3 separate regions of the Homo sapiens genome follow, and regions 1 and 3 are each linked to region 2. Evidence: chromatin contacts called from ENCODE Hi-C data. All regions are on one chromosome and are shown on one strand. Each heading gives the region's core, a stretch centred on a gene start or an enhancer-like site at or near the end of the contact. The rest is flanking DNA. Distances are from core to core; before and after follow the strand shown. Region 1 holds the start of RASA3 (RAS p21 protein activator 3). Region 2 holds the start of GAS6-AS1 (GAS6 antisense RNA 1). Region 3 has its middle 21 kb from the start of CFAP97D2.

Region 1 (3,459 bases), core at 644-3,143, 320 kb after region 2:
CCGGCTGTGGGCCCCCCACCCCCGAGCCGCAAAGCCCCAGGCCGCCTCTGCCTGCTGCCTGGAGACCTGGCACTGCCCCACAGGGGCACCCACCTCCAGCCCTCCTGCCCCCGTGACTGAGGAAGCCCAGTGCTTCTCACACTCCTCAGACTCGCTGGCTGAGCCAAGCAGCCTTGGCTGAAGGAAAGAGCAGCAAACTGACCCCCACGGGCCGCGACCTTTCCCCACCCAGGCAAGGCGACCTCAGGCACTTCAGGGAGCGCCAGCTCTGGCTTTCTTGTATGAAAGTGACAGCGGATTTAAACCACATTAACAAAAGAAATCCCTCCTCTCTGGACTACTCAAAGCGGAAGTGCTGCCACATCCTAGCTGCAGCGCTTCTGGGCCAAATATCAAGACAGTGTCTCAGCGATGATCCGCAAACCAAAATAAAGCCGACAGGAAACAGCCCGCTGGTTTAGGGGAGCTGGAATGCCTCCGGCAGCATCAAATGTCATCAACAACTGACACTCAGCCCGTTCCCGGAGGCCTCTTCACACGGGAAGAGGCCGGCTGCGAAGTGCGGCTCAGTGGGGGAGAAGGACCGTGGGGACCGCGACACTGCAGGCCCTGGAAGCCTCTCCAGCCTGAACCGCGCTGTGGTCCAGCACACTCATGGCATGAATATGGAACAGTCACTCCAGGAAACGGTCTTGCTCTGGGGGAGGGGGAGGACTTCCACATCACTCTCCCAAGATAAAACAACCAGGGAAAAGCAGATCCCTCCAGATAAACCAGAAGTCCAGACACAGCCTCCTCTCCGGAAACGCCTCCGGGAGCCCACTTCAGAAGCTGCTGAAGCCCAGAGAAAAACCGCAGCCTCGCAGGCCCTGGTCGCCACCAGCTCGCCCGCCACTTCTCAGTGGAAAGGGACGTGGTGCCGATGGGTCCGGGGTCTCCCCGCCCCGCGGGAGCCCTCAGCCAGAACGCCCCACCAGCACACACGCACACATGCACACACACAAACGCGCGCACACACACGCGCCCACACACAAATACACACGCGCGCACACATGCATCCACACACAAATACGCACCCACACATGCACCCACAAACGCACGCGCACACACACCGCCCACACATGGACACACAAACACAAGCACACACAAACACGCGCGCACGCAGGCACAGACGCGCGCGCACAGCAGCAGCAGCGCGCCGGGGCCTCACGCCCCTGGGGAGAAGCGTGAAGGAGCCTCCACATTCCCCGGAAAGGAAGTTTCTGGGCGCAGCGGAGAAAGGGAGATGCCGAGACCCCGACGTCAGTGGATTTGACACCTGAAGTGCAGGCGCCCAGACAGCCTCAGGCGCGCGCACTCCTGCAAACACGCGGGGCACACGCTCGGGCGCACACGCGGACAGACGTCCCTCGGCGCAGGGACCCCACCTCCTCCGCCGCTACCAGGGACCGGGGCCGCTCCGGGCGCAGAGGAGGCGCAGGGAGCCGCGTTACCCCGGAGCCGACTCGACCCAGCCCGAGGCCCGGGGAGGCGGGGAGGTGGGGAGGGGCCGCGGAGCCGGACCAGCCGTTCTCCGGGGAGCGCGCCGCGCCTGGAGGGCGTCTCCGCCGGGGTCCCCAGCAAGGATCTGCGGAGGGGAGGCGGGCGCGGGAGAGGACAGGGTCGGGCCGGGGGGTCGGACGCGTGGCTGCCGGCGGACACTCACCGATCTTGATCTTCACGCTCTGGAAGACCCGGAGCCCCTCGTCCTCCACCGCCATGCTGCGCGTCCGCGCCCGCCGAGCCTCGCCCCAAGCGCGCGCCGAGCCCGGGCAGCTCAGGCCGAGCAGGAGGAGCGGCGGCGCCGGAGCCCCGAGCGCGGCCGAGGGTCCGCCCGCCTGCAAGACCGCCAGTTGGCCGAGGGCGAGGGCGGGGACCGGGAGGCTCCGCCCGCGGCCCGGCCCCTGCTCCCAACTGGCCCGGGCCCTGCAGGGGCGGGGTTGGCAGGGACGGCGCTGGCGGGTGGCGGAGACCCGGGGGGCGCAGGGATCGGCTTCCCCCGAGGCCTCGGCCCCCGCCCCCGCCCCGCGGATTGGCCGCTGAGCGGAAGGGACCCCAGCGGGCTGCCTGGCGGAAGAGACGAAGGAAGGTCGCCGGCGCGGCCCGGGCCCGCTGAGCGAGGCTGAGCGATTGACTCGCGGACGAACTTTGCCAAGAGAAGTTCACGTACAACGATCTGGCAGGGGAGGAATCCCGCGCCCAGCCCCAGCTCCTGAGATGCGATCCGAAGGCACCTGCTGCAGACGCACGAGGGGGGCGGGGACACATACACGCACACACAGCCCCCCACCCCAGACCTCCGGCATGGGCAGGTCCCCCCCCCAAGTCCCCCTGCAGACCCCAGCATGGGCAGGTCTCCCCCCCCCCAGTCCCCCTGCAGACCCCGGCATGGGCAGGTCTCCCCCCCCCAGTCCCCCTGCAGACCCCGGCATGGGCAGGTCTCCCCCCCCAGTCCCCCTGCAGACCCCGGCATGGGCAGGTCCCCCCCAGTCCCCCTGCAGACCCCGGCATGGGCAGGTCCCCCCCCAGTCCCCCTGCAGACCCCGGCACGGGCAGGTCCCCCCCCAGTCCCCCTGCAGACCCCGGCACCGGCAGGTCTCCCCCACCCAGTCCCCCTGCAGACCCCAGCATGAGCAGGTCCCCCCCCAGTCCCCCTGCAGACCCCAGCATGAGCAGGTCCCCCCCCCAAGTCCCCCTGCAGACCCCAGCATGGGCAGGTCCCCCCCCAGTCCCCTGCAGACCCCGGCATGGGCAGGTCCCCCCCCAGTCCCCCTGCAGACCCCGGCATGGGCAGGTCCCCCCCCCAAGTCCCCCTGCAGACCCCGGCATGGGCAGGTCCCCCCCCAGTTCCCCTGCAGACCCCGGCATGGGCAGGTCCCCCCCCAGTCCCCCTGCAGACCCCGGCATGAGCAGGTCCCCCCCCAGTCCCCCTGCAGACCCCGGCATGAGCAGGTCCCCCCCCCAAGTCCCCCTGCAGACCCCGGCATGGGCAGGTCCCCCCCCAAGTCCCCTTGCAGACCCCAGCATGGGCAGGTCCCCCCCCAAGTCCCCCTGCAGACCCCGGCATGGGCAGGTCCCCCCCCAGTCCCCCTGCAGACCCCAGCATGGGCAGGTACCACCCTTACCTCCCTTTCTTCTGTCTCGAGGTCTCCTCCTCCCTGACCTCCTCTCTGAGGAGTATGTTTGTGTGTGTGTATGAACTGTAGGTGTGTATATGAACTGAGACTACACTCCCTCCTCTATGTTGCAAAACTTCATTGCACCCAGTGCCACACACACACCCTACACATATATACACACATACATATACCACACATACACTACATATACATATACATACACATAGACACCACACACAGACACCACACACATACTACACACGTGTACACACATACATATACACACATATACACACACCCT
Region 2 (3,175 bases), core at 676-3,175:
GTGGCTGGCTGGGCCCAGGGGCCCTAACGGGCCTCTGAAAGGCCTGCAGCCAGCTCTGGTCTGTGAACCCGCCACTGCTTGTCATTTTTATCTTATAAAATCCAGCCTCACAAGCTTGCTGTCCAGGAGAATGTGGTCTTGGCCTCTCAGGGCTGACTGGCCTTGAACCAGTCCGGGAGGTCGGGCACGAGCCGGAGGTGCGGCGTCCTGTCTGGAAATCACCGCCCAGTTCCTCCAGGGCTGTGGGTGCCTGGCTCCGAGTAAGAAGCTGAACAAGCAGCAGAGACCAAGAGGTTTCTGGAGCGCCGGGAGATGCACTCACGAGCGCCTGTGGGGGAAGAAAAGTGTGCCACGGATTTCCCGAGTCCCCAGGGCTCTCACTTTACCTCAGGGAAGGCTCTATGGGCGCCGATGGTGCCGTGGTCTTGTGTGGGCGGTTCCTGGGCACCCTGGAGCTCGGGCTGTGCCCCCGAAGCTGCCTGGTGCAGGCACCAGCACCTCTTGGTGTCCTAGGGGTGCGAACAGCAGAGAAGCTGAACTGCAGGTCTGGGCAGGGAGTCTATGCCCCCTGGAGCTCTGGCCAGCAAAGTCACAGGAATAACCCTCCTTCCCCTCATGTCAGCCCTCGGTCGCAGGGTGCGGTGTGGGGGCATCAGAGTGCTTCCCCGAGGCTGCACTCACCAGCTTCCCCCAAACACAACATCGATCTTTCCCGACTTTTAATCTTGTCTAGAGTCAAAAGCTGTTCAAAAATATTCAACTCCAAGGTCAACAGTTTTGTTCTTGCCACAAAAATGTCCTTATCCTTTATCCCAGCCACAAAGAATGTGAACAATTTGACTCAAGGTTCGTGGTGGCTGGAGGGTCCCCCAGGTCCCAGGGCAGCTCCCACCTGGCGCAGGGCTCCGGCCAATGCCTGGCCTGCAGTGTGGGCGGCGGCTGCTCTCGAGGTGCACCTGTCTCATGTGGACGGATCCTGTCTGGGGCCACCAAGCTCTGCCAGCCTGAGTCACGGTCTGATGAACCCCCTCTCTGGGCTCCGCTGGGGCCTTCTGATCCCAGCCTCCTCTGCAGGGATGGGCTCCCAATCCCGCCCTCACTTGGTTCCCATGCACAGCCGAGGTCAGTGAGACCCTGGAGGCCGCGGGAGATGGGGTGGAGGGGATGGTGGGGCAGGGGGTGCTGGGGGGTTTGGGGGTGCTGTGGCCCCGGGGCAGGGGGTGCTGGGGGGTTTGGGGTGCTGTGGCCCCACCTGCACTCCCTGCCTCACTGGGACAGCACAGGAGACAGGCTTCTCCTGCAGCTCAGAGGTGGGGGCCTAGTGTAGCTGCAGGTTGTGACTGAGGAGGGCAGGGTCAGAGCATTGCCCTGGGCAGGGGTCCGTTGAGACTGGCCCCACCTTATTAGCTTGGGACCTTGGGTTACAGGGAGTCTCCTCCTGCCTCAGTTTCTACATTTCACACAGCAGCACTGCTCACAAGAGCTCCCAAGCAGAGGCAACTACTGAGTGGGGGAGGGACACAGTCCGTCCACATGGGGCCAACGGCCACAAAGAGAGGAAGGGACATGGGTGACGGTCCGTCCACGTGGGGTCACCGGCCACGGAGAGAGGAAGGGACATGGGTGACGGTCCGTCCACGTGGGGTCACCGGCCACGGAGAGAGGAAGGGACATGGGTGACGGTCCGTCCACATGGGGTCACCGGCCACGGAGAGAGGAAGGGACATGGGTGATATGGTTTTGCTGTGTCCCCACCCAAATCTCAACTTGAATTGTATTTCCCAGAATTCCTGCGCGTTGTGGGAGGGACCCAGCGGGAGGTAATTGAATCATGGTGGCTGGTCTTTCCCGTGCTATTCTCGTGATAGTGAGTAAGTCTCACGAGATCTGACTGGTTGATCAGGATTTCCGCTTTTGCTTCTTCCTCATTTTCTCTTGCTCCTGCCGTGTAAGAAGTGCCTTTTGCCTCCCACCGTGATTCTGAGGCCTCCCCAACCATGTGCAATTGTAAGTCCCGTTAAACCTCTTTTTTTCCCAGTCTCGGGTATGTCCTTATTAGCAGTGTGAAAACAGAATACTACAGTGGTCCATCCACACGCGGGTCTCACCCAGCCACAGAGAGGGAGAGGACGTGGCCCATCCACACGCGGGTCACCCGGCCACGGAGAGGAAGGAAGCTCTAACGGGTGCTGAGGCTGTAACACACAGTGCTCAGGGAAGGACACCAGACATGAAGACTGTGTTCTGTTTATATGCAGTGTCCAGAGAAGGCGTGTCCACAGACAGAAGCCGACTGGGAAAGGAGGTGCAGTCACTGCTCAGGGACACGGGTTCTTTTCGGGGAGGCAAGCGTGTTCGCAGCGTGTTCTGTATGGGGAGAGATGCAGTCACTGCTCAGGGACACGGGTTCTTTTCGGGGAGGCAAGCGTGTTTGCAGCGTGTTCTGGATGGGGAGAGGTGCAGTTACTGGTCAGGGACACGAGTTCTTTTCGGGGAGGCAAGCGTGTTTGCAGCGTGTTCTGGATGGGGAGAGGTGCAGTCACTGGTCAGGGATACGAGTTCTTTTCGGGGAGGCAAGTGTGTTCTAAGCGTGTTCTGGATGGGGAGAGGTGCAGTCACTGGTCAGGGACACGAGTTCTTGTGGGAAGAGGAGTGTCCGGGAGCCAGATGGCAGTGATGGGTGGACGGCCCCGTGGATGGACTGACCACCGACCCATGCTCTGCACTCATGAGGCGTGGCTATTGCTGTGTGAATCACATCTCCATGGAAACGGGAGTGGGAGAAACGGGCCCCAAGGATGTTGTGAAGATGGCCTTATGGGGCTGCACTGGTGACTTGGACAGTGCTGGCCACCGGCCCTGCTCAGTGAACAAGAGCCATGGTCATCACCCTCGCCACACAGAGCAGCTCCTCCTGCAGACTTGGGGACCCCGTGGCCACCAGACCCCGCGGTGGGAGCAGAGATGCCTCCGAAACTCTGGAGACCCACAGAGGCAGAAGAGGATTCCACGAGGCCGGGGCCCGTCAGCAGATCCTCAGACGGCGACACGCGCCACTTCCTTTTCTGTTTCCTAGACCTTTTAACTGATGGAATTCAGTAAGCAGAAAACGTGCTTGAAACAAGGGCACCATGGAGCGGACCCTCCCCCTCTCCCCTCGTGGAGTCCTTGACCC
Region 3 (3,612 bases), core at 226-2,725, 340 kb after region 2:
CTGGGTCTCCTTGCTTGCCCCCACCTCCCCACCAGCCTCTGCCCTGTCCTTCTGCTCCGGAAAGTTTCCTCTGTGGAGGAAGCGTCCTGCCTCCCTTCTCTTCTCTGAAGCCTATTCGCCTGGCATTTCCTCAGCGCATGGTCCAGGACTTTAATCTCTCCTTGAGAATTCTCCATCTGTCTTTTTGAGGCATATTCTGGAAACCTCACTGGACCCTGAAGTCCATCTCTTTCGTGGGATTTTCAGTTCAGAAATCATATTTTAAACATCTTTCCTGCTCTCTGCCTGTTCTTAACTAGTATTCTGTTCTTATGTTACCTATATGCGTATTTTCTTGAATATTCTGAGGACAGTAATTAGATCTTTAACTTCATTTTTTGTTTTCCCACTTAGCTGTTTTCTCTGAGGTCAGCTGTCACCTTTTTTTTTTTTTTTTTGAGACGGAGTTTCACTCTTGTTGCCCAGGCTGGAGTGCCCAGGCTGGAGTGCAATGGTGCGGTCTCAGCTCACCGCAACCTCCGCCTCCCGGGTTCAAGCGATTCTCCTGCCTCAGCCTCCCGAGTAGCTGGGATTACAGGCATGCACCACCATGCCCGGCTAATTTTGTATTTTTAGTAGAGACGGGGTTTCTCCATGTTGGCCAGGCTGGTCGTGAACTCCCGAACTCTCAATCCACCCACCTCGGCCTCCCAAAGTGCTGGGATTACAGGCATGAGCCACCACGCCCAGCCAGCTGTCACCTTTGTGGATCCTCCCCCTCTGTCGCTGGTTTCTATGGAAAGTCTGGAGAAGCCTGCTCACCTGTGTCTAAGAACCAGTGGCTCATTTAGATGGGATACTGTGGGTTTTCCGTGGGGTCCTCCAGGTGGAAAGGTGAGCTAGGGGTGGAAAGGTAGCTGGGGGTGGAAAGGTGAGCTGGGAGGGAATCCACAGACGGGGCGTGGCTGTGCTTTATTTAGGACAGATGGGTGAGGAGCAGGCAGCAGGCTAGCATCTCTCCCTTCCCCCGAAACACTGCAATCCACACTAGAATAAGGCACATATACACCATGGAATACTGTGCAGCCATGAAAAAATGATGAGTGCATGTCCTTTGTAGGGACATGGATGAAGCTGGAAACCATCATTCTCAGCAAACTATCGCAAGGACAAAAAACCAAACACTGCATGTTCTCACTCATAGGTGGGAATTGAACAATGAGAACACATGGACACAGGAAGGGGAACATCACACACGGGGCCTGTTGTGGGGTTGGGGGGAGGGATAGCATTAGGAGATATACCTAATGTAAATGACGAGTTAATGGGTGCAGCACACCAACATGGCACATGTATACATATGTAACAAACCTGCACGTTGTGCACATGTACCCTAAAACTTAAAGTATAATTAAAAAAAAAAAAGATTTTACCCTGGGGCCCTAGACCCAGGCTGCAAGCTGTGGCCACACCCAGGATGCTGACTCCAGGGCCGTGAATAAGAATCTTCTGACGCTGCCTGGGAACCTGCTGGCTTCTTGGCGGGATACAGACGCAGGCACGGGTTGCAGAGGTGACTACTGCCAGGCACTTGTTCACAGGCAACTGGAATTACCAGCCCCCACCCCGTTTTCAGCCCCACATCTATCTCCCTTTGACCTCCCAGCTCAGTGCCACTCTGGGATCCCTCAGCAAGATGACCCTGGCCTCCACCATTGATCTCTGAGCATCTCTGGCTGGGCGCCTTCACCCTGCCCCACCGCCCACACCCTTGCATCCCCTTCCACCTTTGGAAATCATTGGCCATTCTCATCTGCCAGCACCTCTATTCCTGTTCTCTTTGGGGCTACACGTTTCTCCTTGGACTTTGTTTCAATCCAACTGGGCCTGAAGAGGAGGGAGGCCCTGCATTCAGGGTGCCCAGCAGCAACTGCCCTCCACTTAGCGGGAGTTCAGGACAGGACAGAGTGCTTAGACATCTGGGGGCATTCCAGCACTTCCAAAGACCCCGTGCGTGGTGTTCTCAACGTCTGTAAAATGTGGAGGTGAACATTAGACTATTGCTCTCCTAAGAACTTCAGTCACGCTGAGCACAGGGGGTAAATTCATCCCTGGTCGCATTCTTGTGAAAGGCATTATGTAGCAGATCATCTTTTTTTTTCTTTAATTTCATTTTATTTTATTTTAAGTTCTGGGATACATGTGCAGGACGTGCAGCCTTGTTGCATAGGTAAACGTGTGCCATGGTGATTTGCTGCACAGATCAACCCTTCACCTAGATATTAAGTCCAGCATACATTATCTTATTTTTCCTGATGCTCTCCCGCCCCCCAACCCCACGACAGGCCCCGGTGTGTGTTGTTCCCCTCCCTGTGTCCATGTGTTCTCATTGTTCAGCTCTCACTTATAAGTGAGAACACGCAGTGTTTGGTTTTCTGTTCCTGTGTTAGTTTGCAGAGGATAACGGCTTCCAGCTCCATCCATGTCCCTGCAAAGACATGATCGCATTCCTTTTTATGGCTGCGTAGTATTCCATGGGGTATATGTGCCACGTTTTCTTTGTCCAGTCTATCATTGATGGGCATTTGGGTTGATTCCATGTCTTTGCTATTGTGAATAATGCTACAATGAACATACGCATACGTGTATCTTTATAATAGAATGATTTATAATCCTTTGGGTATACACCCAGTAATGAGATTGCTGAGCCAAATGGTATTTCTGGTTCCAGATCTTTGAGGAATCACCACACTGTCTTCCACAATGGTTGAACTAATTTACACTCCCACCAACAGTGTAAAAGCATTTCTATTTCTCTACAGCCTCACCAGCATCCGTTGTTTCTTGAGTTTTTAATAATCTCCATTCTGGCTGGCGTGAGATGGTTTCTCATTGTGGTTTTGATTTGCATTTCTCTAATGATCAGCGATGTTGAGCTGTTTCTCCTATGCTTGTTGGCCACATGTATGTCTTCTTTTGAGAAGTGTCTGTTCATGTCCTTTGCCAACTTTTTAACAACAAGGTTGTTGGGTTTTTTTCTTATAAATTTGTTTAAGTTCCTTGTAGATTCTGGATATTAGACCTCTGTCAGATGGAGAGTTTGCAAAAATTTTCTCCCATTCTGTAGGTTGCCTGTTCACTCTGATGACAGTTTCTTTTGCTGTGCAGAAGCTCTTTAGTTTAATTAGGTCCCATTTGTCAATTTTTGCTTTTGTTACAATTGCTTTTGGTGATTTCATCATGAAATATTTGCCCGTGACTGTGTCCTGAATGGTATTGCTGAGATTTTCTTCTAGGGTTTTTATAGTTTGGAGTTTTACATTTAAGTCTTTAATCCATCTTGAATTGATTTTAATATAAGGTGTAAGAAAGGGGTCCAGTTTCAATTTTCTGGATGTGGCTAGCCAGTTTTCCTGGCACCATTTATTAGACAGGAAATCCTTTCCCCATTGCATGTTTTAGTCAAGTTTGTCAAAGATCAGATGGCTGAAGATGTGTGGTCTTAGTTCTGAGTTCTTTATTCTGTTCCATTGGTCTATGTGTCTGTTTTTGTGCCAGTGCCATGCTGTTTTGGTTACTGCAGCCTTGTCTGAGGTCAGGTAACTGAAGCATCCAGCTTCGTTCTTTTTCCTT

The links. A loop is a pair of places that touch in the nucleus more often than their neighbours do. Pooled maps may share reads with other maps.
Region 1: a loop to region 2 is called in a map of B cell, with 8 times the contacts of the local background. The contact joins the promoter of RASA3 here to the promoter of GAS6-AS1 in region 2. A Hi-C loop is called at or near these places in 8 of 168 maps with a recorded cell type or tissue (B cell, CD4-positive, alpha-beta T cell, CD4-positive, alpha-beta memory T cell and 4 more), 17 of 37 single-sample maps with no recorded cell type and 19 of 50 pooled maps.
Region 3: a loop to region 2 is called in a pooled map, with 3 times the contacts of the local background. The contact joins the enhancer-like site here to the promoter of GAS6-AS1 in region 2. A Hi-C loop is called at or near these places in 3 of 168 maps with a recorded cell type or tissue (CD8-positive, alpha-beta T cell, GM12878 and naive thymus-derived CD4-positive, alpha-beta T cell), 9 of 37 single-sample maps with no recorded cell type and 9 of 50 pooled maps.

Annotation. Positions count from the first base shown.
Region 1 is chr13:114,130,730-114,134,188 of GRCh38, forward strand. RASA3 (RAS p21 protein activator 3) reads right to left here and starts at 1,894. Exons shown (of 24, transcript NM_007368.4): 1 at 1,706-1,894. The coding sequence starts at 1,760. LOC107987192 (a long non-coding RNA gene) reads right to left here and starts at 274. Exons shown (of 2, transcript XR_001750050.2): 1 at 1-274. RefSeq lists enhancers at 1-29, 320-819, 990-1,617 and silencers at 1,410-2,069, 2,100-2,199.
Region 2 is chr13:113,813,685-113,816,859 of GRCh38, forward strand. It overlaps GAS6-AS1 (GAS6 antisense RNA 1), which reads left to right and starts at 1,926. Exons shown (of 5, transcript NR_044995.2): 1 at 1,926-2,007. It overlaps TMEM255B (transmembrane protein 255B), which reads left to right. Exons shown (of 9, transcript NM_182614.4): 9 at 1-3,175. RefSeq lists enhancers at 1,810-1,879, 1,930-2,169, 2,230-2,349.
Region 3 is chr13:114,156,581-114,160,192 of GRCh38, forward strand. No RefSeq gene overlaps it. Among named protein-coding and RNA genes, the nearest start is that of CFAP97D2, 21 kb to the right of the region's middle. Within about 2 kb of position 1,476, at least 2 of the 41 ENCODE cell types and tissues checked have a DNase peak (open chromatin) inside an H3K27ac peak, as active enhancers do; they include CD8-positive, alpha-beta T cell, where a contact is called at or near this core.